2 separate regions of the Homo sapiens genome follow, and region 1 is linked to region 2. The links are chromatin loops, found by intact Hi-C in ENCODE. Cell type or tissue: mesothelial cell of epicardium. All regions are shown on one strand. Each heading gives the region's core, and the rest is flanking DNA. Links, peaks and the distances in the headings are about the cores only. Region 1 overlaps CDX2 (caudal type homeobox 2). Region 2 has its middle 140 kb from the start of USP12-AS1.

Region 1 (16,127 bases), core at 5,282-13,281, 970 kb after region 2:
TGCTGCAGTAAACATACGTGTGTATTTGTGTTTTGGGGGGAATGATATATTCCTCTGGGTATATACCCAGTAATGGGATTGCTGATTCAGGTGGTAGTTCTAAGTTATTTGAAAATCTCCAAACTGCTTTCCATAATGACTGAACTAAACATTCCCACCAGCAGTGTATAAACATTCTCTTTACTCCACAACCTCGCTACCTCTTATTTTTTGACTTTTTAATAATAGCCATTCTGATTAGTGTGAGATGATACCTCACTGTGATCCAAAACCTTAATGTTGGATACTTATTTCCAACTCCCTATTTTTTTAGTATTTCCTGAGACTAGATTCTACATATGGAACTTAGTGAGTGTGAGCAGTTTATGACTTGTGACTATATTGCCAGATTGCCATTTAGAAATACATATTAATGTATTATTTTATTATTCCTGTGGGGTGCCTGTTTCATCATATCCTCACCAGCACTGAGTACTGGATTTTTTAGTTTTGGTTATTATTTGCCCTTTTTTTTGAGACGGAGTCTCGCACTGTTGCCCAGGTTGGAATGCAATGGCGTGATCTCAGCTCACCACAACCTCCACCTCCCAGGTTCATGTGATTCTCCTGCCTCAGCCTCCCGAGTAGCTGGGATTACAGGCGTACACCACCACATCCGGCTACTTTTTTGTGTTTCACTATGTTGGCCAGACTGGTCTCGAACTCCTGACCTTGTGATCCACCTGCCTTGGCCTCCCAAAGTGCTGGGATTACAGGCATAAGCCACCGCACCCGGCCTTGCCAATATTTCTTTAGAAGTCTATGTTTTCGGCCGGGCGTGGTGGCTCACACCTGTAATCCCAGCACTTTGGGAGGCTGAGATGGGTGGATCACGAGGTCAGGAGATCGAGACCATCCTGGCTAACACAGTGAAACCCCGCCCCTACTAAAAATACAAAAAATTAGGCGGGCATGGTGGGCAGACGCCTGTAGTCCCAGCTACTCGGGAGGCTGAGGCAGGAGAATGGCATGAACCCGGGAGGCAGAGCTTGCAGTGAGCTGAGATCGTGCCACTGAACTCCAGCCTGGGCGACAGAGCGAGACTCCGTCTCAAAAAAAAAAAAGTCTATGTTTTCTTCTCATTTTGTATTGGATTCTTTATAGGTTAGCAATTTTCTGGCATTTTTGTAGCAAATACTTTTCATCGTTCTGTTATTTGTTTTTAAATTTCAGATAGGATGTCCTTAATTGCTATCTACTGTTTTCTTTGTCACTTCTCACTCTTCCTTTATACTTATAAAGTCTGCACTTTTTTTTTTTTTTTGGATGGAGTTTTGCTGTGTCACCCAGGCTAGAGTACAGTGGTGTGATCTCAGCTCACTGCAACCTCTGCCTCCCGAGTTCAAGTGATTCTCCTGCCTCAGCCTCCCAAAGTGCGGGGATTACAGGCGTGAGCGGCCGCGCCTGGCCCAAAGTCTACACTATTCAGAGAGCAGACTCAATAATGTTTGAAATAACACAGTGTTTGATGTCAGAAAGGCCTAGATTAGAATCTGTCTCATAGAAATGAATGCTGGTTGTTTTAAAGCTTAAATAAAATAATTTAAGTTTAAAAATCAAGCATGAAGGCTGGGATACTCACTCCATTTCTTTTGGTTCTGTTTACTAGAAAAGAAAAATCATCGAAGACAAAATGCGAATGCCCAATAAACATGAAGTATGCTCAACCTGCTTAATAATTTCAGAATAAAAAATTAAATTGGTTACCATTTTCTGTCCATCATATTGGCAAAAATTTAAGAGATAATGTCTAGGGTAAAAGAGGATATGAAGAAAGGGAAACTCACTCAACGGGACTGTGAATTGTGTGACTTGCTAAAGTTTTTTGGAAAGCAATGGCTATCTTTACTAGAGTTTTAAAATGTACATTTTTTTGACCTACCATTTCAAATTTAAGAAATCTATCCTTTAAATATACAAAACTACAAAAGGGTATATGTAAAAAGCTTACCTTCGTATGGTTTGTAATAGCAAAACAATGACAACAACTTAAATGTTCATCTGTAAGGAAATCGTTAAATAAATTGATTTAAAATTTTTTCCCACTAGAATTAAGTTTCCCAAGAATAGGGATTTTTAATGGTGATGATTACTGCTGTTTTCCCAGCACTTAGAACATAGTAAATATTCAAAAGAAATGATTGAATAAATAGATAAAATTATATCTTTGTTTACATAATGCAATAGACATTTTAAAAATTGATGTGATTTATGTGTAATGACCTGGTGAAATATCCATGATATATTATTAAATGATAAAAGCAAGTCACAAAGTAAAGTGTGACTTCATTTTTGTTTTTTTTAAAGGACAGAAAAGAAAGAACAAGATTTTAAATGTAATACGTATTTGTGTAAGCACAGAAAAATTCTCGAAATGACATCCAACAGTGTTAACATTGTTAATAGAGGGATGGAATTGAAAGGATGGAGAAGTTACTTTTTTCTTTTCACATTTCTGCGTTGTTTAACCTTCTTGGAAGGAATTGTTTGTCCAAGCCCTTAGCTCAAACCAAACTAGACTTTGCTATGGGAAAATGAGTAGGCTCGAATTCGCACACACATCAGGGAACAGTGACCTTGATACTGTTACGTATTCTTTGTACAATATTGGTTTGTTGCCTTTTTTAAAGTATCTGTTGAACACTGGTAAATTTTGTTCCCCGCCTCTCTGGTAATCGCTCGACCTGTTCTTTCCAGCAGGTATTTCTCCTGCAGAACCTGCTGGCTGGCCCCCGCCCTTATCTCTGGACTGCTTTGGAACCAGCGCGGCTTCTGTGTGGCAGCTACTGAGTGCACGCTCGACCTTTGCCACCCTCCGCGCTGATGGAAACTGGAGGAGGATGTGGTTTAGACACAATGTGGCCCAAGCGTCCTTGTTTCCTGAATATACCCCAAAGTACAAGTCCCATCTCCAGTTTTGAAAGAATTCCCCGAGGAAAGGGGCTTGAGTGGAGTGGGTGGAGGTGAGAGGGGAAGATGAGGTGTTGGAGAAGCCCGGCGCACGGGGCCTCTATTAATATTAACTTTTATTAAGAGTTGGCCTTTCCCCGGGGCTTCACAAAGCAGGAAGTCAAGGGCAGTGGAACAGGGAAGGGAACTGGCAGGAAGAGAAGACCTTGAGTAAATTATTTAGCTGTGACACGAGATTAAGAGTGACCCCACCCTCCTCCCTGCCCCACACACCCTAAAGTGGGCCCAGGTTGGGGAGCAGCGCTCCAGCTGCCACTAATCATGGAAGCCCAGAGGCGAAATCAGCTTCCCGGGGACCCAGAAAATTGCTGGAGTCTGGCGAGGGGCAAATCAGGAAGTGTCTTTGTCGGAGATGGGACGGAACCCGGCTTCGGGGCGCAACCGGGCTCTGGGGGAGACCGCGTTTGTCCAGGTGGCAGGCCGCGCCTTCTGATGGCTGTGAAGAGAAGGAGCGGGGGTTTTAAGAGCCACAGCGCCACCGAGAGAGTGGAAAGGAGTAGATTAGCTCGCGCCTGCTATGCGAGGCGACTCCCCCCGAGACCCACCCGCAGCCCAGCGCCCTTGGCCAGGAGGCCCGGAAAGCCACCGAGGCGGCCGAAAGGGGCCGCGGGGCACCCCTCAGCCCCTCCTGCGGCGGCTCCGGCTGCCCCTGCTCAGCCTCCCGCTCCCCGCCCGGAGTCCCAGCTCTCAGATCGGCCGCAGAGCTGGGAACAGAGGCCGCGGGGTCCAGGCCGTTCCGCCCGCTCAGCCGGAGCAGCAGCGCCGCCTGCCGGGGGCCTCGCGCAGGCGAGACAGGCCAGACGCCGGAGGCCGCGGGCGGCTGCAGCTTTGACGGGCCGAACACACCAGCGCTCCCGTTCCGCCTTTTGAAAATCAAATCCCTTGGGCCTGGTGCCACCATCGCTCAGCCCAGGTCTTCGACGACGGGTCGAAGGCCAGTGCTCCAGGCCTTCTTCACCGAGTGGCTTCGGCGCTTGCGGCCCAGGTTCCCCGCACCTCCGCGCCGTAGTTGCGCGCACCTTTTGAAAAGCTTGGCGTCTTCAGGTATAAGGACAAAAACAACCGCGGACATCACACCATTCCAAAGAAGAAAAAGAAAGTGCCCGGAATCTCAGGGCGCGACTTCCGGGGCGACGGGCGGCGGCGGAGAGGCGCTCCCCGGGCTTCCTACCCGGCAGGAGGCCGCGGCGCCGGGACCTCGCCTGCCCTCACCGCGCGCCACCTCTCGGGAGACGCCGCGAATCTCTCCAGGGAATCCCGGGCAGCGGCGCAGACCCAGCAAGGACCGGCAGCAGGCCGAGACCGGCCGTCTTGGGCGAGAGCAGCGGGACACGAGCCCCCGGGCGCCCGCTGGGAGCGCGGGGAGGCTCTGGGCTCAGGGAAGCTGCGCTCCGAGTGGCCTTGGAGGACGGTCAAGGAGCCCGGGCCCCGCGGCGGCCGGGAGTGGACGCGACTGGTCCGCGCCGGCCGCAGGGGAAGGGGCGGGTCGGCGCTGCCTGAGCTCTATCTGCTCTAATGGCTGGGGTAGATCCGCGGAGATACTTGAATACCAGGCCGAACGCTTCCCCAAGGCGTGTTGTAGACAACGGGCCCATTTGAGCATGTGCAAAGAACAAATTTCATCCATTTTTCTGTCTAAAACATTCAAAGACTCAAATCTAGACAATAGTTTCTCTGAGGTAGAAGTGTTGGGGGTGGGGGGTGGGTGGGAATAAACTAAAAGTTGGGGTAATGAGCTTGTTTCTTGTCTATTTTGTCTGACTATAGATTTACAAAAGGAGCACCCTGCTTTACTCAGTAATACCAGGCCCTCCTAGAAACTTACCCACCAGCTTCACATGGCATGATCATTTGATGAATCGCTTTTTAGTTTCCCATTCCGGACAAATATCCACCCAAGAGAACCAATCATAACACTGGATGTATTAACGCATGTCAAGACTCTCACTTCTCTGTAGAAATGAGAAATAAATGTCGATTGTTGGTTTTCTGTAGACTTGTGATCACGCCCAGGAACTGTCATTTTCCAGTTACCAGAATCTGAATCATTGTCTAATGTGCCACGTATATAACAATATATCACTAACAGCGATCTAAAAGCGTAAAGATGTTTACGTAAAATTCATAGATTTGATGAAAATAATAGGAATGAATGAAAATAAATACAAGAATCTGGATTTCTAAAATACGCATTATTTTTAACAAAGTGGTCCAAGGGAAAAATAATGTTTTAAGTTTTTATGTGCGGATTCCAGACAAGCATTCTTTCTTTTTGTTCTTCCTGCACTCTCCTACATTTCTATGTTGTTACTAGACAGTGATGTCTGGTTCTGACTTATTTATGTATTTTTTTCTATTTGTTTCTGGCAATGCACATAATAAGAAATACACATAGCAATATTCTTGCTGTTGTTGTTCATAACCACTGAGAAAAAAAAGCAGCAACAAGTAGGAATAAAAGAAGCCTCAGCCACAGAATGGCAAGAAACGTTATATGTTTTTTAGGGCCACTCTTTGCACCTCGTTTTACAGACAGGTTACTACTTATCAGCTTACTGACCTTGGGAAGACCCCAACCTCTGAGCTACCACTTCCTCATCTGTAACCTGAGGATCCAGTGAAGTCATGTAAGACAATGTAGCATTGTACGCTTATGACTAGACCCCAGTCATGACATGAGCTGCTTCTGTCTAGAAAATAGAGGGCTGGCAGGGCACGTTGGCTCACGACTGTAATCTCAGCACTTTGGGAGGCCGAGGCAGGCGGATCATGAGGTCAGGAGTTCAAGACCAGCCTGGCCGACATGGTGAAACCCTGTCTCTACTAAAAATACAAAAATTAGCTGTGTGTGGTGGTGCGCGCCTGTAATCCCAGCTACTGAGGAGGCTGAGCCAGGAGAATCGCTTGAACCTAGGAGGCGGAGATTGCAGTGAGCCAAGATCGCATCACTGCGCTCCAGCCTGGAGACAGAGCGAGACTCCATCTAAAAAAAAAAAAAGAAAAAAGAAAAAGAAAAGAAAAGAAAAATGAAAGAAAAAGAAAAGAAAAGAAAAATGAAAGAAAAGAAAAGAGAGGGCCGAGTGAAGACTGAAAACAGAATCTAGTTCTGTTAAGTTTTGCTGTAGCTGTTGTTTTTTAAATATTAGCTATACAGAGTGAAAGAACAATACCCGAAGTGTATTTCGTGAGTAGGAAACAGAGCCTGCCCTGGTCATTTTTAACAACTCCTAATCTGTGGTTTAGGTATATAATCCTTGTTCTTGATTCTACTAATTATCAATAAATTAAAATTATTTAAGTGCCACATAACAAGCCATCATAAGTTTGTATTACAATGACTTTAGCTCTGCATTGTTTTTCCTTGTTTGCTTCCCTGAGGTTGGAGAGGAACTTATCAACTACCACTTCCATAAAACCTATTATCATCATACTACAGATACTAAGTTTGAGATAGCAGACTGTTAATCCTGAAAGTTCTGAGATAACACATGAGCAATTAGGAAAAAATTCCTTTTTAGTTTTGAACTTAAAACTCAAATATGAAAGTGCATGAACTGCCCAGGGTTTTTACTTACCAATAAAATACTGGACACATAAACCCAGTACGTGATATAAATATTATTTTTAAGTAAATGTGCGTGTGAGGGGATGGTTTGAAAATCATTTCATCTCAGGGAAGTCTTTTTCGTGGATCAAAACTGGTTGTGTTGTGGTTTATGGATTACATCTCTAGCACAGAATCACCAGGATCCTGCTTTACTGGTTATTTAACTTTGGGGCTCTGGCAACCTTGTTGATATTATCTATATCTGCTGTGGTTAATGACAAATTCCAATTGGGAAAAGCTGTTGTTAAAACAAATGTAATGTTTGGGCACTAAAGATGCAGGAGCCAAAAGGTCACCTAAGTGCTGCCCCCACCTTCTCTGGACTGATTCCTCCAGGAAGAATGTCAAGGTAAACGTTGGTATAATCTCCGGAACTCACAGAGTCTACCTTCTTTATCTGGAATTTGAGAGGTTTTTTTTCTAAATCTAATGTCATAACCTTCTAGAAAGTCATGATATTTTATACATATATGTCTATATATGTGTAAATATGTATAAAATATGTCTATCTTTATTTATATATAGTATTCCTCTGATTTGTAGCTAAATATAAAATATCTCTATCTTTATTTATATATATGTATTCCTCTGATTTGTAACTAAAGAAAGAAGACAGCAGATGAGGCCGGGCGCGGTGGCTCACGCCTGTAATCCCAGCACTTTGGGAGGCCGAGGCAGGTGGATCACGAGGTCAGGAGATCGAGACCAGCCTGGCTAACACCGTGAACCTCGTCTCCACTAAAAAATACAAAAAATTAGCTGGGCATGGTGGCGGGTGCCTGCAGTCCCAGCTACTCAGGAGGCTGAGGCAGGAGAATGGCCTGAACCCGGGAGGCGGAGCTTGCAGTCAGCCGGGATCGCCACTGTGCTCCAGCCTGGGTGACAGCGAGACTCTGTCTCAAAAAAAAAAAAAAAAAAAGACAGCAGGTGATTCTTTTGGCCCAGTGTCACACAGCTAGCCCCACAGACATCTCTAAAACCTGCTTGGTTTGTTAAAATCATAGTGCACCCACTCCAAGAAGAGCAGGAGGCAAAAGGAAAAAGGCAAAGGAAAACTGACTGAATGTAGGAGTTGTGGGGTTGAAAATTTGTGCAGTCTAAGTGTGATTAAGAGGATAAGTTAAATATTTACAAATTAATCTACATTACTCAGATATGAATGTTTTTGTTATACTCTGAACAAAACCAATTTAATGCAAGATCTGCTGCCATAATTTTACTGTAAGGGAGAATTCTGGAGATGAGAGTAAAACATTTTTCTTAAAACAACATCTAAGGATGAATCAGCCTTAGAGAATTTAATCCTCAGCAGCCTGAGGTACAGGTTTAATATGTTAAACCTGTACCTCATATTAAATCTGTACTCTTGGGGTGGCTCCTGAAGAGTACAGAATTAATATTGAGGTGTTGAGGTAGAAATTATCTCAAAATAAAGAAACTTTTAATGCCATCTAGTTAGAGTATCTGCCTGTCTGCTCCTTTTGGGTTAAGAGTGTGCTGATGGCCAGGCACAGTGGCTCACACCTGTAATCCCAGCACTTTGGGAGGCTGAGGTGGGCAGATCACCTGAGGTCAGAAGTTCAAGACCAGCCTGGTTAACATGGTGAAACCCCGTCTCTACTAAATATACAAAAAAAAATTAGCCGGGCATTGTGGCGGTCGCCTGTAATCCCAGCTACTCAGAAGGCTGAGGCAGGAGAATTGCTTGAACCTGGGAGGTGGAGGTTGCAGTGAGCCGAGATCAAGCCATTGCACTCCAGCCTGGGCAACAAGAGCAAAAATTCGTCTTAAAAAAAAAAAAAGAGTGTGCTGATGGATTATTAGAAGGTTCTCAACTATATCCTCAACTAATCTTTATTCTCCTAAGTACAGCTAGAAACTAGATGTTCTAGTTGGGAACATGTCTTCTAGTAAATGAAAGGGCAAGTGAGCTATACAGATCAGCAACTTGTCGCCACATCTGAAATGCTACTTAGTGCCTTGCCACTCAAGATTTTATGCAGATGCTTAGGAAGTGGTAATCAAGGAACACAGACTTCAGGCAATTTTGACAAAGTAAGCAAAGCTGAATGCATTAGAAAAAAAATTCTGGGAAAGGGTTATTCTATCATAATTTGAGAAATTTTCTTGCTCAAAAGCTCTTTGTAAGGACTCTCCAGCACTTTGCAGAATACAGTACAAGAAGCTGCTCATATCATGACTGGGGTCTGGTCATAAGCATACAATGCTACATTGGCTCCCCATTGGATCCCCATGTTACAAATAAGGAAGTGGTAGCTCAGAGGTTGGGGCCTTCCCAAGGTCAGTAGGCTAGTAAATAGCAACCTGTCTAAAACGAGGTGCAAAGAGTGGCCCTAAAATATATCTATAACTTTTCGACCCAAAATTAGCCGGGCATGGTGGCGTGCACCTGCTGCTGAGACAGGAGACTCTCTTGAACCCAGGAGGCGAGGTCACAGTGAGCTGAGATCATGCCACTGCACTCCAGCTTGGGCGACTGAGTGAAACTCCATCTCAGAAAAAAATAAATAAATAAAATAACTTTTCTTGCCATTCTGTAGCTGAGACTTCTTTCATTTCTGCTTGTTGCCTCTTTTTTTTTCCGAGTGGTTGTGAACAACAACAGCAAGAATATTGCTATGTGTGTTTTTAGATTGTTATTTAATATTTTCTTCACTGACGTAGGCATCTTTCTGGATATTATTAGAAAGAAATGAAACACATTGCAATGAAATATTCGTTGCTTTCATTGGCAGTCCATCGTGTTAACTTTATTGGATGAATATGATAAAGCCACGAATTGTTCACGGCGGGGCGTGGGGGAGAAGACTCAGGCTGTTCATTCTCCATAAATACTTTTTTGTTTGTTTGTTTTTGAGGCGGAGTCTCTCTCTGTCGCCCAGGCTGCAGTGTAGTGGCTCGATCTCGGCTCACTGCAACCTCCGCCTCCCGGGTTCAAGTGATTCTCCTGCCTCAGCCTCCCGATAGCTGGGATTACAGGAGCGCACCACGACGCCCGGCTAATTTTTGTATTTTTAGCGGAGACGGGGTTTCGCCATGTTGGCTAGGCTGGTTTCGAACTCCTGACCTCAAGTGATTCGCCCGCCTCTGCCTCTCAAAGTGCTGAGATTACAGGCGTGAGCCACTGCGCCCGGCCCGGCCCATAGACACTTTTTTAAACCTCTGTTCCACAATATTGACAGGTTTTATTCTCATATTTATCCTAAATTTCTAGTATTACCATATATTAATACTGTGCCCACATTACTGTAATTTTTAGAAAGAAAACATCGTGTGCAAAATGACCCTTTTAGAATGGTATAGTCCCTCTCCCCCAATTTTGTTTTTCTTAAACATTCAACAAACCCAAGAATCTCTCCTGCCTGACTTAGTTTTAACTTAGTTTCAACAGGCCCACGACCAACGTAGAAAAATCTTGCAGCGCCCGGGTTTGGGCTCAGCCGGAGTCGGCAGAGGCGCTTGCACCTCCCAACTGGGTGAAAACTGGAACCTTTCCGGGTTCACGAGCCCAAGCCCCATCTCTTCCCAGAGCGCGCGCGCCCTCTGGCGCCTGAACCGGCGACTGGACGCGGTGGAGGCGTGGGATTCGGAGGCCGGGACCCCAAGCTCTGCGCTGGAGGCGTCAGGAGCCGCGAGGTCATCCGGTCTCAACCTCAGGCGCCCCTGTGCAGGCCTCCCTACACTCCTCAAGCTGCGCTCCCTACTCGTGCCACATCCCTTGTTCCGTAGGTATTGCTTCGGGGGTGACACAGTTGGCGTTAGAAGCGCGGTGGCCTCACTTGCCGGAGAGGGTCTTGGTTTTGCGCCTTTTTCCGTGGCCCGGGAGGCTTGCCAGGCGCTCGCAGCAGCGAGCCGGGTGCTTGCATCTCAGAGAGCAGCCGAGCTCCCTTCCCTGGCCCCGTACCCGCGTGCAAGGGGACCGAGCCCCGGGAAGGGGAAGAACTTGTAATCGCTTGCAGCGGGACAATGTCGACTTTTGAACCTCTAACCACTAAGCAAACAACCCATGTGCTCTTGCTCCACTGTCCAAACAGGGTTTATTGACAGGCGTTTCACGGCAACGCATAGCAACCCCGGCGGCTAGGGGGCGGGCCTGTGGGCGCGGCCGGGGCGCGGGGAGACCTGCGGGGCACCGGGGCTCAGACCGGCCCTGACCCAGGACCCCTGACCCAGGACCCCTCGCCCAGCGGACCCGGACACGGCTTCCTCCTCTGCCCGGCACCCCCCGACCCCACGCCCCGCACTCCTCCCTCTGGCTTCGAGGCCAGGCGCCCGCGGGCCGGGCCACCGGAGCCCCTTTCCCAATCCTGGAGCTGTATACGCCACCCGGAAGGGCCGCGGAATTGGAGAGGTGCTGCAGAGGGTCTATACCTCTTGCTGTTTCCCGGCTCTGCTCATCTTCCCCAACTGCCCTTAAGGCGCCTCCGTGGGCGCGCTGATTAGGCTCTCGGATGTTGGTGGGAAGATCGAAACGAAGGGCTAAGCCCCCCTCGCCCGGGTCCTGCCGGAAAGTTCAGCTCGGCGGCCTCCAGGATCAAAAATTTTAAAGGCTGCAGCCCGGTCCCCAGTGGATCGGCCAGATAACAAGAAACTGTCACTAAAAGGATCATTTTATACTGGGTCTAGAAATCTTGTTTGTGGGGTGATTGGGTTGGAAGGGGGGGCGCGGTCGGGGATAAGGAAACTGCAAAGACAGAGAAGAGAGTGGAGGCAGAAAGGGCTCACGGAAATGCCCAGTGATTTACAGAAGACTAAATTCATGGAAATGCTGTCTTGGGAAACTAGGGGGATTTTTTTTAAAAAAAATTTAATGCTCACGTTTAACTAGCTGGGTTGTGGGGCGTCCTTAGGAGGGAGTCACTGCAGAAGGGAACTGCCTGCTGTTTGCAAAAAGCCTCCATGTGGATTTGGTGAGATGCTATGAGGGGGCCCTCTCACCCCCACCCCCCATAATTTCTGACTGCTGGGAAGCACCTGGCCATTCAGATGTGCATTTTGCCCAAAGGCACCCCCAGGAGAGCCACGCATTCCAAGGCTGGGCTCAGGCTTGGGGGCAGGGAAGGTCTCAGAACCTGCTCTTTCAGGCTTCTGATGCTCTGGGGTAAAATGAGGCTGTCCAGATAATCTCCACTCCCTCTCTGAATTTTCCAAATCAGCTTGCAAGCAGAGAAGATATTTCATTTCTTTAAAAAATAAAAAATAGTTGCAGACAAAATCTGAAGATAAATACAGAATCTGAAATCTGGAAAGCTCATTTATCTCTTTTTCTTTTTAGAAAAAATTCAACTGTGTTCAAATACTCCCCACTTCCCTTCACCATATCACTTCTCCCCCCATGGATCCAGAAGGCTTTAAAAACTCTGGCTTGGATGTTACACAGACCAACAACCCAAACAGCAGCAACAACAACACAAACTCCCCCCACCCCCTTCTTCATCAGCCCCAAGATTGTGAAAATGACAGGAAGTCCAGGTTGGCTCTGGCATTTATAGCACTGACATACATTCAGCCCAGAGAAGCTCTGGTGACAGGCTCTCTAAACAAGTCCCTGTTCGGGCCCCCTGGTCAGGCCTGGAGTCCAATAACCACCCCCTCATACCACACCCTGTGCATACACCAGCCAAGCCTTTCCTGGTCTGGGAAGGGAAGAGAAAAAAGACGCAGGCCACCTGGGGGTTCTGCAGTCTTTGGTCAGTCCAGCTTTCTATCTTAGCTGCCTTTGGCTTCCGCAGTGTAAACCTTGCCTGCCCGGAGGCAGGAGGCCCAGCTGGACCTCCGAGGGCCATGAGCAGGCAGCAGCCATCTTGGCCTCAAGCTTGCCTTTCCCTTGAGTCCCTCTCTCCCCTCGGCTCTAGCCAGAGGTGCAGCCTGCAGATCTAGGAAGAGAAGAGCTGGGGAGGAGGATGAAGGCCTGGTTGGTGTGGTCAGTCCAGGCAATGCTTCTGCCAGTCCGGAATGAAGCCCAGCGGAGGCTTTCTGTCTCCTCAGTGGCAGAAAAAGCCAGATGGGAAAAAGTAAAAATCTGGGAGAGTATATTTCTTGAGGCCCCAAATCCCACTTGTCTTACTCCTGGCTCCCATTTTTCCTCTGAGAGCCAGGTCTGTAGGTCTATGGCTGTGGGTGGGAGGGGAGGGGTCTCTCCTGAGGAGTCTAGCAGAGTCCACGCTCCTCATGGCTCAGCCTGGAATTGCTCTGCCGCTGCAGAACCCGGTGGGTCACTGGGTGACGGTGGGGTTTAGCACCCCCCCAGTTGGCCCCAGAACCCCAGGGACAGAGCCAGGCACTGAGGCTTGCAGGGAAGACACCGGACTCAAGGGCTCTGGGACACTTCTCAGAGGACCTGGCTGAGGCTGGGGAGGCTGTGGTGGCGGCGGAGGCGGCTGTGGTGGCTGCTGCTGCTGTTGCTGCTGCAACTTCTTCTTGTTGATTTTCCTCTCCTTTGCTCTGCGGTTCTGAAACCAGATTTTAACCTAGAAATGGAAAGGTGGAGAAAAGCACATTGTGGTGAAGATGTGAGGGAAAAGAGGAACAGTACCCAGCAGTATCATCAACATCTTCTGCTCCAGCTACAGAACTCCAAGTCCTTCTAGAAGCTTTCCTCGGGCATCCCCATAACAGCCCAACCCTGGATCCATTCTTAGGCCCAATTCAGCCTCATGGGGAAGAGTCTTCCTCCTTCCTTGCTCCCTGAGTTTCTTTTCAAAGCAACTTTTATCTACGTATTTACTGCAAAAGTTTAAAGTCTCAGAACCAAGGAAAACTGAAACTGCAAGGCCCTTTCTACACAGCAAAGGGAGGCCAGTGCTGGGTGGTATACTTCAAATGGCAACCTTTGGCCCCTCAAGGCTAAACTAAAACGTAATTTTCCTCACCTTAGAGCTGAAAATGAGATTTAATTTTGTGGCTTCCTGGCTGTGAAGTTGGCCTGTTTTTCTAGACTATATATATAAAATGTTCATGAACCAAGTCTTGTCCCTCTAGTTTTTGTGAGAGACTGAGTACTTTATTCAGTTTATTTTCTTAGGTACAGTGCTGGAAACAAAGAGAATAGGTCTTTAATATGTCTTTATAGACCCAAATGGAATTCTGGATTAAACTAATACCCTTGGCTGTTTTTCACACTTCTTATATCCCTCAAAAGAGAGAGACAGAAAAAATCAACAACATCAAAAAAAGAGGACTAAAGGTAGAAGGAGGCTTTTTAAAAAAGTACTCCAGGGCCAGGCACAGTGGCTCACACCTGTAATCTCAGCACTTTGGGAGGCCGAGGCGGGTGGATCACCTGAGGCCAGGAGTTCGAGACTAGCCTGACTAACATGGAGAAACCGCATTTCTACTAAAAATACAAAATTAGCCGGGCGTGGTGGCACATGCCTGTAGTCCCAGCTATTTGGGAGGCTGAAGCAGGAGAATCGCTTGAACCCGGGAGGCAGAGGTTGCAGTGAGCTGAGACCGCGCCATTGCACTTCAGCCTGCACAACAAGAGTGAAACTGCGTTTCGACGGTGGCGGGTGGGGGGGCATGTACTCCAGGCCAGGCATGGTGGTTCACACCGGTAATCTCAGCACTTTAGGAGTCCAAGACAGGAGGAGCATTTGGAGTTTGAGACCAACCTGGGTAAGACAGTGAGACCATCTCTGCAAAAAATTTAAACATTAGCCAGTCATGGTGGCTCGAGCCTGTAGTCCAAGCTACTCAGGTGACTGAGGCAGGAGGATCCCTTCAGCTCAGGAAGTCAGGGCTGCAGTGAGCTATGATTGTGCCACTACACTCCAGCCTGGGCCACAAAGCAAGACCCCATCTCTGTTTAAAAAAAAAAAAAAAAAAAAAAAGGACTCCAAAGACGAATGCTTGCATCCTCCTGCTTCAGTCTCTCCACAGATTTAGATGGCCCCTGCAGCCAGATTTTCTAACTCTCATGGTCCTCTGCCAGGCAGTGGCCCGCCCGGAGGGAGCTAGGCGGTCCCCACCTGCCTCTCAGAGAGCCCCAGCGTGGCGGCTAGCTCGGCTTTCCTCCGGATGGTGATGTAGCGACTGTAGTGAAACTCCTTCTCCAGCTCCAGCCGCTGGTGGTCCGTGTACACCACTCGATATTTGTCTTTCGTCCTGGTTTTCACTGTGGAGGAAGGAGAAGTGAGGGCTGAGAACTGCAAGGCAGCCCATCAGTCATGGGTAATGACAAACCTCCCTAACCCAGGGACATTTCTCTTCCTCCACCACCCTGGGGGGCCCGGGTTTGGCTGGTTCCTGCCAAGTCTGACAAGACCCCCCAGAGGGTCCTGTGGGGGGAGGGTATGAGGCTAGTGGAGGCAACTAAACTAACCTTGGTATTAAGTGGTTTTTAAAAATTAAGGAAAGTGAAAACCTCATTCACACAGAAGACAGCAGAATGTAACCACCCTTTCGGTAAACCAAATACAGTACTGGCATATATTTGACACCAAGGGAAAGGGGGCAGGGTGAAGTGGCCGGGATCCTGGAAGCATCCAGATTTCCAGGCCTACCAGAGATGGAAGCCCACCCCGAAAACAGCTGTCATTGTGGGCACATGTTGTAGAGGGGGTGTGGGGGTTACTACTTTGCTTTACTACAAGTGGAAAGCGGGGCTCAGGAGCTGACAAGTCGCCAGAATCATCCCCCAGACACACCAGGCCCATCAGGTGGAATTCTGAGCTGGGCTCTGGCCGAGGGAACAGGCAGAAAACCCCTCCTGCTGGGGACACTTTATACCTGCCCAGACCAGGTTTGGCGTTTGGTACTTTTTCTTTTTTGATCCTCCATTTATTCCTGCTGCAAATCCGGCCAGAGTTATCCTGACCAGTGATCTATGCTCATTGGATTGAGTCAACATATTAAATCCCAGATTGATTGTTTTACTGAAGGGCCTTGACAAATAGTGTCCACAATGTTGGAGCAGGCCCGAGCCTGGCGTCTCCACCAGGTCTGTCTTGGCTCAGCCCTTGGCAGAGCCCTGGCCAGAAGCTGTTCTCTCTGGCTCCGTCCCACTTTTGGGTCTTCTTGCAGCTGAACAGGTTCAATCGCCCAGTGCCCAATCCCACAGAAAGATCTGAAGGGCCTGGGAGTTGCCTGGAGGTGTTTAATGCCCCGCAGGCTGACTTTGTTCAGGTAAAACCCTTTGCAAACCACAACAAAAGCGTCCTGGGAAGATACAGGCCTGATCAGAGGGAGCTCCCCCGAGCCGCTGAAAGGCCAACACAGCCGCAAACAATGCAGGACAAGGCGATCTTATCAAAGAAAAGCCCTTTCAATGCCTTAATAACAACCACATTCTGTTTGAATTACCACTACTGAGCAAATGGCGGCCCCGGCTTTCATCCCCCTCCCCGCCAGGCGCATTAACATAAACACGACCCTGCAGGCGCATTTGAATGGGGCTGCGGCCCCGACCCCGCGCCTGCTATGAAAGTAAAGGGAACTAACGCGACTTTCTCCGCGGTGGACGCTCGGACACGCGTGACCGCCTCAAACC
Region 2 (16,127 bases), core at 3,289-11,288:
AGGGAATGTGGAATTCCTGAGGGTCGGGTCTGGGAATGTGTTTTACAAGCTCTCCAGGTGATGCTTATGAGCACTAAAGTTTGCGAACCATGCCTAGTTGTTTAAATTGCATTTCTGAATGGCCTGGGAGGCCACCTCTCCCTGGTTCTTTACTTGCTGTCAAAATACAAAAGTGTGTGTGCACAGGAAAAAGACTCGGGGGGATAGACACTGAAAATATGAGCAGTGGTTATCTCTGGAAGACAAGGTGACAGGTGACTGTTATTTATTTTCACATTATTGTCTGTTTCATCTACAATGGTGTTTGGTGCTTGAATTAACTCCGAAAGACCCTGAGTCTTTATGGTCTTTAGCTTGCAGAGGAGGAAGGAAGCAAAAGGAAGACCACACTGGAAGGACCTTCATTAAACAGGGCATGACAGTGGGGACAGTGACTGTTGTCACTGGACGATTTCTGGGTTGAGAGGGCCCCATGGACGTGCCAGGGAAAGAACTCTAGCCTCATTTATTCAGGACTGTGCAAAACAATTTTGCAGGTGCAGAGCCAGGTTTGAGCACATTGGTGGATGCCTGAAGTTTCTAACAATAGATTTTAAAATAGAAGATTGTTGGTGGTTTCTGCTGCCTCCAGAGGGCTGGGTTCTAATCAAGAGGAACTGAGCTTTGTGACAAGGTGTCCATGCTCCTTCTTCCCTTTCCCATGACCCATGCTACCAATGTGGTGGAGCCCCGAGTGTCTCCCCAAGCTGCTACCGCCTTCTGCCAGTGGAAGCTCCCCACAGGTGGGCTGTTGGCTATGGGCCGGGTCAACGTCCACACTGATCAGGCTGTCATAAAGTGCAGTTGCCTGACACCGGCTCTCTGCAGAGGGCACGTCATGGCCACTGCGCCATCCTCTGACCTGGCACTGGGAAGACTGTGCCAGTCTCTGAGCTACACTAGCACTAAGTCTCCCTTTCAGGATCCCATAATTGTGATCGAATCCCTATGACATGGGAGTGGCAGAGGCTGAAGAAACAGAGCTCTCTCCAAGACTTGGGGCTGAACTCCTGCCGACCAGAAGCAGTGGATGTTCGCTTACTGTGGGATGAGCAGAGCCAGCCCAACATCCAGGAAGGCCCTGTCCCCAGCCAGGCGACACCCAGCAGTCCCTGCAGGGCTCTGTCACAGTTGGGAGCAGCTTTCTGAGTGTGCTCTGCAGAGGACACCACGACCCATTCACCCATCTCCCAGACTGCCTGGCTTGCTGATTTTTCTACCGGCAGCCACGTTCCCGTTAGGAAGACAGTCTTCTAGAACTTTCTCCTTCTCTTCCATGTCTAGTCCCTCCCCCATGCCTCACCCCAGGCACTTGGGAAAGGGGAGAAAACAAAGACAGAGGCAGGCGATTCCGGTCCCCTCATCAGCCTTCTTATTTTCTCTCTAGAAGTCATCAGTAGCATCCTTTCTTGAGAAATCAGAAGTGGGGGCAGGCGATGAACCGGGAAGAGGTGACCAGCAGGGCGGTGAGACAGGAGAGATCAGAACTCAGATGTCTGAGTCCTGCGCCCACCCCCTGCGTGTTTGGTGCTCCCTCTCTGTTGCTCTCAGCTGCTCCAGCTGCTGCTGCCGGCCATCCCCAGTGTCTGGAAGGCAGCATGCCGAGGGATGCTGCAGAGCCCTTTCCAGGAGGGAGTCCACACAGGCCACCTCTGGGACAGGAATGACAAATCCTGAAGCAGTGGTGGTCGGCACTCAATTTATAAGCGTAATGTTTTCTGCAAAGATCTCCTCCCCTCCCAGCTTATAATTTAAATTGTGTTCAAGGAAAACAAGCTGAGTGTTCTAAAACCCAAAGATAGTCATAACATTGAGCGTGATAAAAGTCTGGAGGAAAAGTGGTTTACTCTGATGTGTTTTTCACCTCACAAACTGCTAAATAAACAGAACACACATAGCCCCAGAAGTGTTTTATTGCACCTCCTGTGTGTATTTCCTGAAGATGTTTCTCTGCATATCTCAGCCTCCATAATTTAGCTAAAGCTGCAGAGGTGGAAAGCCGCTCAACCATCTGTCCCTGCATCAACCTGGGAGTCGCGTGGCTGTGTTACCTGTGCTTCTGGGATTCGTAGCCCTTCAGGGGTGGCAAGGGGACTCTGGGGCCGGCAGGTGGTCATGTCACAAGCAGCTCTCCTCCCTGGCTGGTGGGGCGCTGCTTGGCCTTGTTCCGGCAACTTAGAGTGCGTTGTTTACATTTTATATCTGTTGGTTTGCACAAAACACACTCACACTCCATCCAGTCAGTTTTGTTGTTGTTGTTGTTGTTGTTGTTGTTGTTGAGACAGGGTCTTGCTCTGTCACCCAGGCTGGAGTGCAGTGGTGTGATCATAGTTCACTGCAGCCTCAACCTCCTGGCCTCAAGTGATCATCGCACCCCAGCTTCCTGAGTAGCTGGGACAACAGGCATGCACCACTATAACATGCCTCCCTAATTTTTGTATTTTTTATAGGGACAGGGTTTTGCCATGCTGCCCAGGCTGGTCTCGAACTCCTGGGCTAAAGGGATCCACCCACCTTAGCCTCCCAAAGTGCTGGGATTACAAACATGAGCCAAAGTGCCTGGCCCCCTCCGCCATCTTAAGTAAAATGGAGGAACCCAAAAGTGTCCAACTATGCAGACCTTCTACAATGCTTGGAAGTCTGCTGTGGAATCTGGTTTTCAGGGAGATTCCTAAAGAAGCAGAAATGCCGTCAGGAAATGGCCTAGTGGTGGAGGTACAAAGGAAGCGAGAGTAGGTAGGTTTTATTCCCCCACCCCCACACTTGCTGGCTGAGGTGGTCTATGATAGGCCACCCAGTTTCTGTGCCTGCTATTTGATGGGGAAGGGGACAGAGGTTTTCACATAAGAAAAGGATACTGACTGTCTGCAGAGCTCTAATCAGTCCTGTTGACGGCATCAAAAAATGTAAAGTTTCCAAAAGTCTCGTTAGTAGCCTACATTCAAAGCCCTCCCTTTGTGGTGACATCATGCATGCAGTTCACCTATGGGGGACTGAAGTTCTCACTCCTCACAACAACAAATCTATTACCAGGTGTTAAAGTTATAGAAGTTGGCCAGGCCCGGTGGCTCATGCCTGTAATCCCAGCATTTTGGGAGGCTGAGGCAGGCGGATCACCTGATGTTTGGATACTGAAAAAAAAAATACAAAAAGTAGCCGGGTGTGGTGGCGCACACTTGTAATCCCAGCTACTCAAGAGGGGGAGGCAGGAGAATCGTTTGAATCCAGGAGGTGGAGGTTGCAGTGAGCCAAGATTATGCCACTGCATTCCGGCCTGGGCAACAGAGCAAGAACATGTCTAAAATAAATAAATAAGTTAATAAATAAAGTTACAGAAGTTGACTCCTATAAGATGGGGAGGTCTCTACTGGCAAAAAGGGATAGTTTAGAATTCTTTGCCTCCCTCCTATGCACAACTAGAGATTGACAGTTTTCTTATATAAGGCCCCAATATCACCATACAAAATATCTTTCCATTAGAGTTCAGTGGTTCTCAATCTTACATATACAGAATCATTCTGCAGAATTGTTTACCCAAAACCATCTCACTGCGCTTTATGGGGGATTTTTTTTTTTTTTTTTTTTTTTTTTGAGACGGAGTCTCACTCTGTCGCCCAGCCTGGAGTGCAGTGGCGCGATATCGGCTCACGACAAGCTCCACCTCTCGGGTTCACGCCATTCTCCTGCCTCAGCCTCCCCAGTAGCTGGGTTTACAGGCACCCGCCACCACGCCCGGCTAAATTTTTTTGTATTTTTAGTAGAGACGGGGTTTCACTGTGTTAGCCAGGATGGTCTCGATCTCCTGACCTCGTGATCCACCAGCCTCGGCCTCCCAAAGTGCTGGTATGGGAGATTTAAGGGAATTTTAGAGGTAATTGAAATGTGGACATGATTTTTGCCTTTCACACTGATGTCAGAGCCTATCCTGTGTGTAGACGCCACGCACAGCGTCTGTGGGAAATAGATGCGCACATGCCGACCGTACTTGGGCTGTTCTCCCAGGATTTGTCTCCCCAAAACCTGGACTGTTCCTCTTGTGACTTCTTTCTATTGTTACCACTTTGGGCCTCAAATATAGAGAAGAAAAAAGCACAAAGAAAAGAGAAAAGGGCAGCATGTCAATAGGGTTCGTTACCCTTAGATTTAGGGGATTTTTTTTTCTGTTCCTTACATAAACATATTCAGGTCAAAAAATAATATATCATCCCACAGTTAAAAAAAGAAAGAAAGAAAGAAGAAAGAAAGAAAGAAAGAAAGAAAGAAAGAAAGAAAGAAAGAAAGAAAGAAAGAAAGAAAGAAAGAAAGAAAGAAAGAAAACACACAACACATGCAATACGTCCCGGGCGCCACTCAGTCTGAAGCTGGCCCAAGTTTATCTCTGACTGTCCACTGGCAGTTTGAAACATTGCAGCTCACTGATAACCAGAAATGAGTAAGCACTATGACCGTTCAGAATGTCACACTGAAGCACCAATAAAAAGCTCATAACTTTCGCAACAGCAGAGTTATGTGGCCAGCATGCTGGGGAAGGAACGTTTACATTACCCATCTGCAGGTTACAAATGACTGTTTAATCAGCGTCCTCCTTACCTAACTTGGCCTGCTTGGCCCTCAGGCCCGGGCGGCCCGAGAGCATTCCACGGCACCTGCAATGCTTTCCAATTCCCGGAAAGCAGAATGCAGCCAACTGAAAATTCCTGGAGCCAGTTTTCTCAGAGATCCACATTAAACCAGAAGCTACGTCACTGGAGTCTGGGAGGATCTCAGGTTCTGAGCAGAGCTTTCTCGCCCCCTCCTGCTGCTAATGAGGGTCAAGGTGCTTCCTGAAAGTGAGGCCCCTCTGGGGAACTTGACTGCCATCAAGGTAGAAAACCCTGGAACTGGAAGGCAGCCACATGCTGGCTGATGCGGAGATTATTGTCATTTAAAAAGTGATGACTGTGAGAAAAAAAATTATAATTGATTTAAAAATAAAGGACTAGAATGAGATCTCTTGATAACTCTCCCCCTCCCCACCTCCCATTCACCCAAACTTGAGCCCAGCCCTCATGCATATGGGATCAGCCCAACTGGCCTTCTAATAGAGTTCAGCTTCCAGGGTGTGCCGGTCACTTTGCCCCGTGCTCCCAGCAAATGGTCAGGCAGTGATGCTTTTTGGTGAGGATGATAACTTTGGGTTTTGGTTTTTTCTTTTTTTAATTTTTGGTGTAATTTATACATAATAAAGTGCATAAACCTTAAGAGAATGTTACTATCTGCACACATCAGTGTGACCAGCAACCGGGTCACAATAAAGGCATTTCCAGTCCCCTAGGGGCCCCGTTATGCTCTCTCCCTGTGCCCAGTCAACCACATCCTGCCACTTGACTGGAAGACGTAGCACCATTCTGACTCCTACCTCCATGGGTTTGTGCTGCCTGGTTTTGAACTTTATACGAATGGAATCACACACCAGTTACTCTTATGCGTCTCGCCTTTCCCACTGCACTTTGTCTGCGACAGTCATCCATAATGGTGTGTGAAGCTATGACTTATTCTCTTCCTTGACGGCTGACGTGTTTTAATGGTGAGGGCTGGTCCTCGTGTGGCCTCAGTCTTCTTGTCCTGTTCCCCCAACTCCTTCTCCATTCAAATCAGCATGTGAACTTGCCCTCACTCTGTGATTTGCTAAAGATGGGAATGTTGGTTCCACTCATCCATGTTGCTCTGGAGAAAATCAGTATGCCCACCCTCCCTACGCACTGACGGTTCCTCCCACTACCCAAAGGCTCTGGTGAGGATCCCGTTTAAAATAAGGCTTGGCCACCCCTCCAGGAATGTGAGACATTGCCACAGGCTCCTGGAAGCCTTTTTGGAAATGCCCTCCCTGAAGGGGTTTCATCAATGGCAAGAAACCAAATTGGCTCTAGAGTCTGATGGAAATATTGTATTCGGGCCTTAGATGGTGTCAAGACTATGCTCTGTTCTGGGCTGGTAACCAGCATGGAGAAATGCCACCATTGGACTTTGGCTAGGAAATGAGTTCAAGAGATAATAAAGTGCAAAAACAAAAAGTGAAAAGATGTATTTTTTTTAAACATTTATTTATTCATTTATCTGTAGAGATAAGTTCTCCCTATATTGCCCAGGCTGGTCACAAACTCCTGGACCCAAGCAATCCTCCCACCTCGGCCTCCCAAAGTGCTGGGATTACAGGCATGAACCATATGCCCAGCCATATATATTTTTTTTTTTGAGATAGAGTCTGGCTCTGTCACCCAGGCTGGAATCCAGTGACTCAATCTCAGCTCACTGCAGCCTCCACTCCCAGGCTGAAGCCATCCTCCAGTAGCTGGGAGTACAGGTGTATGCCACTACACCCAGCTAATTTTTTTTTGTATTTTTCATAGTGATGGGTTTTGCCACATTGCCCAGGCTGGTCTTGAATTCCTGAGCTCAAGTGACCCACCCACCTCAGCCTCCCAAAATGCTGGAATTACAGGCGTGAGCCACTGCACCCAACTGAAAAGATGTTTCACAGGCTGAAAAGGAAGGACAGTGGTAAGTAAGGAGAAGAGAGGAGAGGGTGAGTCTTCCTAGTTGTCAGAAGCTAAGGAAGGGAATGCTTAGACATAAGAGTAGAGTGGTACGGTCAGGGGAGAATCGCAACTTCTAGTATTAAAAACAATTGTGGGCACTGTGGGTGTGCAAGTTAGAAAACATGTAACGAACATGTAGCTACCAGTCTGGCCAGTAGATGTCAGGCTAAGACAACCTATTCTCTGTGAGCACCACCGCCCAGCTGATGAACAGCCTCTCTGAGCCAAAATTCAATAAGAAACGTGGGACTCAGAGAAGGTGTGGCAGCATTGTCAAATTAGGCAAATCTCTGCTGTTACTCCAACAGTCTAATGAGCAAAAAGTCCTGTAGGAATCACAGCTCTTTTTCTCAACTTTTTTCTTTTTCTCTCTTAACTCCTGGCTATACTTAGATAGATAATAGAACTCAAGAAAGACAGGCTTATTTTCTGATTTCCAGTTATTTATTTCAATATAGATACTTCTTTCTGCTAAGTTAGAAAAATTGCATAGCTTGGGATGTGATGCGTTTGAGACTTTTTAATTTTTAAAAAAATTTTTCTTTTTTTTTTTAAGACAGAGTCTTGCTCTGTCACCCAGGCTGGAGTGCAGTGGTACAGTCTTGGCTCACTGCAACCTCCGCCTCCCGGGTTCAAGCGATTCTCCTGCCCCAGCCTTCCAAGTAGCTGGGATTATAGGCATCCGCCACCATGCACAGCTAATTTTTGTATTTTTAGTAGAGACAGGGTTTCGCTATGTTGGCCGGGCTGGTCTCGAACTCCTGACCTCAGGTGATCCGCCCACCTCGGCCTCCCAAAATGCTGGGATTACAGGCATGAGCCACCATGCCTGGCCACTTTTGAGGCTTTTGGCAATGAGAGATACCCAAACTCACAGAGGCATTGTCTTCACTGTATTATCAGAAAATATTTATTGAGGCTCTATACTCAGGTCTGTGGCTTGGTGTTGGAAAGTACAAAGTGCCCCTGATTCACGGTCTCTGCCTTCTAGCTATGAATTCCCTATTCATCTATAATTTCCTTGAGCACCAAGACCAAACCTTACAGACTCCTGAATGGATGTCTGCATATAGGTCTCCTGCATGGATGACTGTGCTTGGCACATAGAAGAATTTCAACAAATACCTGCTGCTTCTGTTGTCTTCCACATGTACCAGCAAGCTAACATGTAGGGGATACCACTCAAAATCTGACAGTACACAATTAACTGCTAAATGGGCAGTTGAGACACCAAAGCGTTTTAGGTTTTTTTTCTCCATTTTCCCCGGCTCCTTGCACAGCGAGGACCAGGATCATGTGATCTGTATTTCTTTTGCTGTCATCATTGCTAGAGACCACATACTGAGCATGTCCTTGTGCCTGGCCCTGGGAGAAGTGTGGTGTGCATTCTCTCTTAATTTTCACAACTCCAAGAGGCAGGTATTACAATTATTCCCATTTTACAGATTAAAAACCTGAGGCTTAAAGAGGTTCAATTTGCTCACAGTTACAGCACATTGAGTCTGTCTAGTAACTAAGGTGATGGCAGCAGGAATTGTCTAGCAAGGCATAAGACACAGGGGTCAGTGATGGTTGGTGGCCTAAGCCCCTCACCCAGCACCATATATTTTCAATGAAGATCATGGACCTGTCTATGTTTTCAATGAAGAGCCCGTGTGGTTTGAAAGTGCACCAACTGCAAAAAGCAGACTGCATCCTGGAGGGGCAAGTCCCCACGTATAACTTGCCCAAGAGCCTGGATGTGTGGACTCACTCTTGGCATGGCCGTGAAAAGCAGTCATCCACTTCTTAATTGATTGTACACTGGTTCCATCTCAAGGATTCCCAGAGAGGATTAAGAAAAAGGATGTTATTCAACCAAAACGCTGATCAAATTAAATATTCAGATCTCAGATATGTCAGTTAAGATCTCAGCTCAAGGCTGAAATATTTATAAGGAAGATCCTTTCCTCTTTTCCTCTTCAAATCTCACATGTCTGTACTCAGTCCACCTCCCGCTTCCAACCCCTTTTCCTCTCTTCCTTCACACTTTGCCTCTTCAGAGCAAATACACTTAGCAAACCCGTGGATGTCCCTAACAAGTCCAGGGACACAGCTCATCCTCAGCTTTCTAAGAACTCATGATACTGATGCCCAGGCCATGAAACCGGACCCAGAGGGCAGCAGCTTTACCCGTGCAGCTCATTCAGCACCTACCATATGCTGCAGGATAAGTCTAGGAGAACCGGCCTTCATTGTCTCTCCCTATGCGTCCCGCCTGGTCCTTGAAATAAGTTTGGAGTTAGAGACTAGTTCTCGGTGGGGCTGTTGAGACCTCTAAGGCAGCAAGTTCACACTTCATTACCCGCTGCTATGACCAGGGAAACACAGATTCCAGAGATAGGCTGTCTCTCTGAGCAAAGTACTGCAGTAACGAGCAGAGACTCCAAAGCCAGAATTATGGGCTCCCTGCCCGGTTCTGTCACTTCAAGCTGTGTGGCCTTGGGCAAGTCACCCAGCCTCACTGTAGATCTGTTTTTTCATCTGCAAAATGGGACGACAATGCTGCTACTGTTAATGATGATGAAACAGCTACTATTGGTAAATAACTTAGAACAGTGCAAAACACAATCCACTCGTGATTTTTTAACCAACATCAAACATTATTAAAAACCTTATTAAAATTTTTAACCAACATCAAACCTTATTAAAACATCTCAGCCTCTGCTCTTGGTCCTGAGCTCATGAACTGTGGTTGCCACTAGAGCAACTGTTAATGGAAACACAAATTTCTGATACAGATTAAATATTGAGCTGAACCCACTTTCACTAATTCAACAAATTAGGCTTTCTTTGCCTTACTCCCAAAGAAAGTTTTGATCTTCTGTCCTCTTGGGACCTTGTCAGGTCTCTGACCCTGATCCTCTCTGCTCCTCCCAACTGCTCATCAGATATCAGGGTCACTGCCTCTTTGGCCCCATTTCTGATGGCCTTTGGGTTCTAGCTGCTCTTAACTTCTGCCAGTAAAAATCTTGGCTCCTATTACAACTTCAATGTAGTTCAAGTCAATGCTCATGTATTAAGCACCTACTAGCCCAAAGCACTTAAAGAGATGCGACGATATTCCCATGCATACCCTCGGGTGAGGTGCATGCTGGGCTCATTGAGTTATCACACAAAATGGAAAAAACCCTCTGGCTGAGACCCAAAGTGCTGCAGGCAGAGTCACATGCAGGGGCAGAATGGGAGGCAGCCTCAGAGAAGGGGCGGCCTTTGACCTTAAAAGATGAGAGTTCAGTAAGGAGAGCATGGGTGCAGAGCTTTGAAAGCGCAAGATGTTTATTTAGTCATCCATTCATTCAACAAGCATTTACTAAGCACTTGTCATGTGCCAAGCACTGGGTTTGCATTCCTGCTCTGTCACCGTATGATCCTGGTGTATGATCTTGGATGCTGTAACCTCTCTGTGCCCCAGTTCCCTCAAGTATAAAACCATAACACTTAGCTATCTCACAGATTCGAGTGCTCTTCGGACAGTGCCTGCTACATATGAAGTGCTCCATGAAGGCTTACCGATACTGTTGTTGTTATAAGTTGAACAAATGATTGCCTTAAATGCTGTATCTGCCACCGAAAAGCTCACAAACATTGCTAGAGCAGTGGATATAAAAATGAATAATAACACTTCTGTGTACTTTCCTGGGAAAGGTATCCTATGATGTTTTTGTGTGTGAACCACATCCCTTTCCAAATTCTTGCAAATGAAAATGTCTGTGTGTGTTGCTGGCTTTCTCACAAATTCCACTCATGGCATCTGTACTCTCCATTCAGAACTTCACATCAGTCTGCGCTTCATGTACTAAAACACTCTTGCTTCCATTTCTGCCACCCTGGATTATCGTTGCCTTTGGGCTCTGCCTCTTTTGTCCTCGGTTCTCTGATGTTTTTTACAAATATGGGGCGTACCGTGCTGGGAGCGGGGGCACACAGTGTGTGGAGAATGAATGAGCCAGTGGAGTAAGTGACCCAGATCTCTGAGGGGAGCACCACAGGTGGGCCACATGGCCACCCCAGAGAGCCTCCATAGGATAGTGGCCCCATCGTGCCCTGAGTGGGGCTTGGTGGACTCAACGGAAGAGGAGGCGGTGCAGAGAGGAGGCGGTGCACCCGGGAGCTTGTGCTCCAGTCTGCAGACCTTGAGGAACCACAGATGATTTTGAGCGGGGGAGTAACAGGACACAAACTGTTTCCAGAAGACAGAGGGGCAGCAATAGGAGCCTGGGCGAGGAGCAGGGTCAGGAGTGGGGAAGACAGGTCATCCTCTCTCTCCACTCTATGTCAGCAGGTCTCAGCCAGGAACAATTTTCCTCCCCCTCCCCTCAAGACATTTGGCAATGTCTGGAGACATTTTTGGTTGTCACCAGTTGGGGGTGGGGGTGCTACTGGCATCAAGTGGGCCGAGGCCAGGGAAGCTGCTGAACATCCCACAGAACTCAGGACAGCCCCGCAAACAAACAATCCAGCTCCAAGGGTCAACAGTGCGAGACTGAGAGCTCTGGCCTGGAGCACCTCATCAATAACACTCCGCTCCCAGAATTGAGTCTCCAGCCTTGACAGGTGAGGCTCCTTCCACGCCCACGCTGTGAAGGGTCTGCAAACCAGGAGGACCCTGCTTTTTGCTGGGGCAGACTGTCCCCTTCCCTCTCCCTGTGCATCCCACCTTGTCTTGGAAATGAGCTTGCAATGGAAAGACTCGCTCTGTGGCAGGCTGCTGGGATCTCTAAGGCACTGGATTTACATTCATTATCAACCACTGTAACAAGGAAAGCATGGATTCTATTTGGGCAATAAGCCAGCTCAGAGGCTTCTGCACAACCCCAGAGACCCCGCCGTTATTGCTGGGAACACACATGGCAGGAGTGTCATGGCAGGGACCAGGAGAACACGGCACCGGTCCCCCACCCCAGCTGTGAGCCACCGCAGCTTCCTGCAGCCACTCCTCTCTCACCAGCCCCATGGCCACTTCTCCTCTGGAACGAATGTCAGCCCCACCTGGCTCCTCTTCTCTTGTCTTCTGCTCACCTCACCTGACCTCATCCATCCCCACATCGCTTCAATTCTCAATAACTGGAAAATTCGCATCTCCAGTCCAGACCTATCTGTTAAGCCCCTACACCCCGCAGACATCTTCATGGGAATGTGAGGACCACCTCAGCCTCCACGCTCCCGATGAACTCACAGTGGCTCTGTGCCCGGGCTCCTGCTCTGCTGCTCCCAATTGTCCAAGCTGGAAAACCCTAAGCATCCTCCTTGTCTCCTCCAGCCCCTGCCTCTGCCAGCAGCTGACCGCCACCAATCCTCCGCACTGGCCTCCCTGTGTCCCTGTCCCTGTCCCCTCCCACCACACCCTCACACGCCCGTCACTCCACCTTCTGTGCAGGGCCATGGGCAGCACTCCTGGCCACCCTCACCACATGCCATCACATTTTCCTGCTCACATTTTCCATGACTCCAATGTTCTGTTTTGTTGTTTTGTTTTTTTTTTTTTAAGACGGAGTCTCTCTCTGCCACCCAGGCTGGAGTGCAGTGGCGCAATCTCGGCTCACTGCAAGCTCCGCCTCCCGGGTTCACGCCATTCTCCTGTCTCAGCCTCCCGAGTAGCCGGGACTACAGGGGCCCGCCACCATACCCGGCTAATTTTTTTTGTGTTTTTAGTAGAGACGGGGTTTCACCGTGTTAGCCAGGATGGTCTCGATCTCCTGACCTCGTGATCCACCCACCTCAGCCTCCCAAAGTGCTGAGATTACAGGCGTGAGTCACCGCGCCCGGCCAACTCCAAAGTTCTTATTTGTTTGTTTACCTTTTGGATCCTGTTTGTATTTCTGTCAGTGACTTTGGGGATGATGTAGATAAATAAATGCATCAGAGAGCACTTGTCCATTCATAATGGCCCCTGGTCTTCACCACCTGTGAGACAGTAAGACAGTTGGTAGTGGCACCATTTCACAGGTGTGGAAACTGAGGCCAGCAGGTGGAAGAACCAGACTATTGGTGCTTCAGTAACTGGGCAGAGCTCGGGGGAGAACCCAGCTACCTGGCTGGTCCCATCCTGGGGTCTCCTGGCACCCTGTCCCACTATGGTGTACCCAGCCCTTTCTGGAGAAATGTCACCTTGGAGCACAAGTTTACAATCTGTTGGGTCCAAGAGAGGAGGAGGTCACTCTGTTTTCTCCTGTAATGCAGGCAGGGCCAGAATGGAACTGGCACAAAAGTGAATGGAAAAGGTCTGGAAACACGCCAGCCCCAGCAGCCTCCTCCCCACTCCCAGCTCCTCCACAACACTGGAGGGTTTATTTGTTCAATTACTCTCCCCAACTTTGAACCTTGTTGCTATTCTAGTTTGCACATTCCTCCAAAGTCATTCCCCTTTTTGCTAGATGACAAAGTTACAGTGAGAGGAAAGAAACCAGGGTCAGTGGTTTTGTCAAACCAGCCTAGCTCAGCCCAGGCCATCGTCCACTGAGTTACGTAAACAAGACCTCAAGCAGACGAACGAGGGTCTCCTTCCCTTCTCCCCTACCCCAGCCCCTCTCCAGACTCCCATCCCCCAACCTCTGTCCAGTTGACCAAGATCCCTCTGGATAGCAAGGACCTAGCTCCGGAAAAGTGCTCTGAACGCAGCCACGCTGTTGAGTCAGGACACCCGGCTGGGCTCTGGTCACGGCTTTGTTCATTGTGCAAGTCAAGGACAGGGCACAGGATGAGTCCCCTCCTCCTCTGGTCATGGAATCTTCACTTGTACTCTGCAAGGATGGACTGATGTTTCAAGGACCAGGAGGCACGAGTGATCCTATGAAATGGGTACCCTGCCCGTAAGAGCCTGATGACACACGGGACCCCAGTTACCTCTACACTGTGGCTCTCCCTAGGCAAGATGGGGAGCAGAGCACAGGCTAGCAGTGCCGTCCCTGGACCCTGCGTCCTTGGATGGGGCAGCAGGAACAAATGCCAGTCCTATTTCCAGTTCTCTGAGAAATCTCCATACTGTTTTCCATTAATATGGGGCCTCCGTTATTGCTCTTTCTCTGTTATATTACAATGGTTCCACAATATCTTTAAGTCCTTGTGTTTTAAGAACAGCCCAGGGTTTATCTCAGAATGCCAAAGGGGGTGCGGTGGTAACCCACACCTGCCCAGGAAAGGGTAAGTCCCTGGGTGGTGCTAGTTCATCCACTGAGGCCAGAGAGACAGGAGAGGGCCAGGCACAGCTACCTGCTTTACCCAGCATGAGGTTTCTCTCTCCTGACGGCCTCTGCTTTTGGGTCAATGGCCCAGGTAAAAAGACAGGTGGAGGTATTAACTTCGCTCTGCTCCAACCAGCCTCAGCATACTCTTTGAAAGCAACAACCAGGCCAGGTGCAGTGGAGCACCCCAAAGTGCTCATCCCAGCACTTTGGGAGGCTGAGGCGAGCGGATCACCTGAGGTCAGGAGTTTAAGACCAGCCTGACCAACATGGTGAAACCCCATCTCTACTAAAAATACAAAAATTAGCTGGGCATGGTGGCACTTGCCCGTAGTCCCAGCTACTCGGGAGGCTGGGGCAGAAGAATCACTTGAACCTGGAAGGCAGTGGTTGCAGTGAGCCAAGATCGCGCCACTGCACTCCAGCCTGGGAAAAAAAAAGAGAGAGAGAGAGAAAGCAACAACCAGTCAGAAAAGTTTTCTGTCTATATTTAGACACATAACTGGCTGTCTTTAAAAAAATAAAATAGGCAAGGCAGGCTTCCTTTGGCAGAGCAAACATGTCCACAATCCCACAGACCATCCTTCAGTTGTGGAAAAACCTCCCGAGGCCAGGGCTGCCTAATGCAGCTCTTGCTAGGAGCCCTCCCAGCCACAGAGCCCTGTTGGTGATCCCAAAATGCAGGGAGGGACTGGGGGTGCAAACAACTCACATGGAGACTTCTCTGTTCCAAAGCAGCACCTACATGCTTGGGCAAGTGCCTGGGATAAGTCATTGGTCCCTTGGCAGGGACATTTTTTCCTCAGCAGACAGGGGTTCTGATGACCAGGTAGGTGGGAGCAGGTGCAGGTGTGTGATTGGGGCAGGGCAGGGCAGGGACCAGGAAGGTAGGAGATCAAAATCCACCCCAGGGCTTTCCAGCCAAGACTGCCTTTAAGCTAATGGTTTTCAAAATGAGATATTGATTTTGAATCCTACTTCTTTCAAAAACCTGCATCAGCAAGCCCTGTGCCAGTGCTTGTGATTTAATAACCCAGAGTGAGAGTCTCCGCTTGGGGCTGAAGGGGCAGGGCTGATTGTTAATGTTCTGAGCATGCCAGGGGATGAAGGCCTCTGTCGGAGAAGCTCAGGTAACCATTTCCCTAGTGGTCCTCCCGCACCTGCACCCCCTGGCTAAAGCTGTCCCTGCAGGCCTGTTCAGTCGCCAACCTCACCTCTCTGCCCAGCTCCTCCTTCTTTTTTCCACTTAGACCAGGGGCGATGTTTGCCCACCTGCCCACCAGGTGAGGTGCCCTTACCCACCTAAGACAGCACCTGGGGAGGCAGCATGGCTGAGGGGGATGACTTTGGTGCCAAAAAGACCCTGGGGCCAAATTCTGGTGCCATCATTTGCTAACTTTGGAAATATCATTTAATTTTCCCAAACCTCAGTTTCATCATCTGTAAAATGGGTACAACCACTTCAGTCACAGACTCTTGGTTAAAAGTAACAGAAACCCAGCTGGGCACGGTGGCTTATGCCTGTAATCCCAGCCCTTTGGGAGGTCAGGATGGGAAGGTCACTTGAGCTCAGGAGTTCAGGAACAGCCTGGGCAATATGACGAGACCTCATCTCTACAATTTTTTAAAAAATTAGCTGAGTGTGGTGGCGCACACCTGTGGTCCCAACTATTCAGGAGGCAGAGGCAAGAGGATCACTTGGGTCCAGGAGGTCGAGGCTGCAGTGAGCTGTGACTGCACCACTGCACTCCAGACTGGGTGGCAGAGTGAGAAGTGAGACCCTGTCTCAAAACAAACAAACAAACAAAAGTAACAGAAACCCATTTGAACTGGCTTAAGCAAAAAAAAAAAAAAAGTGATTTATCAAGGGGAATCTGTGGTATGTCATGAAATCCAAGGAGGAGCTCAGCTGAAGAAGGCTCAGCAATCCACAACACTACCTCCTGAGAATGAGGGAAGGTAGGGGTGCTACACAGAACAGGCTTATATCAGGGCCTGGCACACAGTCGGTCCTTACATGTTGGCTGGTATGATTTCTAAGTGACTGGCACCCTACCCCAGTGTCTCTATCTGAAAAGCAAGGTTTCAGATCTAGATACAAAGAGATTTCACCACATTTGTGAACTTTATGTCTGCTCTGTTAGCATCCTTAGCATTTCTAATTAGCCAGCGGAATTTTCCAGGCATACTTAGGGATTTGTTCTATCTCATTTGTTTAATTTTTCCAGCCAGAGCCTAACTTCTTTCTGCCTTGCTCTGCGGCAGAAGCAGAGGCACTGGGGCTGGG

What was found. A loop is a pair of places that touch in the nucleus more often than their neighbours do. Peaks named below come from ENCODE experiments on the same cell type or tissue, not always from the same donor. Only the 100,000 strongest peaks of a DNase experiment are listed, where the experiment ranks them.
Region 1: a loop joins it to region 2, with 10 times the contacts of the local background. A loop is called at or near these places in 2 of 110 quality-filtered maps.

The regions. Positions count from the first base shown.
Region 1 is chr13:27,950,263-27,966,389 of GRCh38, forward strand. CDX2 (caudal type homeobox 2) reads right to left here. Exons shown (of 3, transcript NM_001265.6): 2 at 14,608-14,753; 3 at 10,656-13,107. The coding sequence ends at 12,853. It overlaps LINC00543 (long intergenic non-protein coding RNA 543), which reads left to right and starts at 3,264. Exons shown (of 1, transcript NR_135254.1): 1 at 3,264-5,101. RefSeq lists a silencer at 3,454-3,843 and an enhancer at 15,520-16,127. In mesothelial cell of epicardium, for the core only: a CTCF peak has its summit at 10,173 (motif pointing left); a DNase peak (open chromatin) is centred at 10,186.
Region 2 is chr13:26,978,700-26,994,826 of GRCh38, forward strand. No RefSeq gene overlaps it. Among named protein-coding and RNA genes, the nearest start is that of USP12-AS1, 140 kb to the right of the region's middle. In mesothelial cell of epicardium, for the core only: a CTCF peak has its summit at 6,804 (motif pointing right); DNase peaks (open chromatin) are centred at 4,428, 4,612 and 6,782.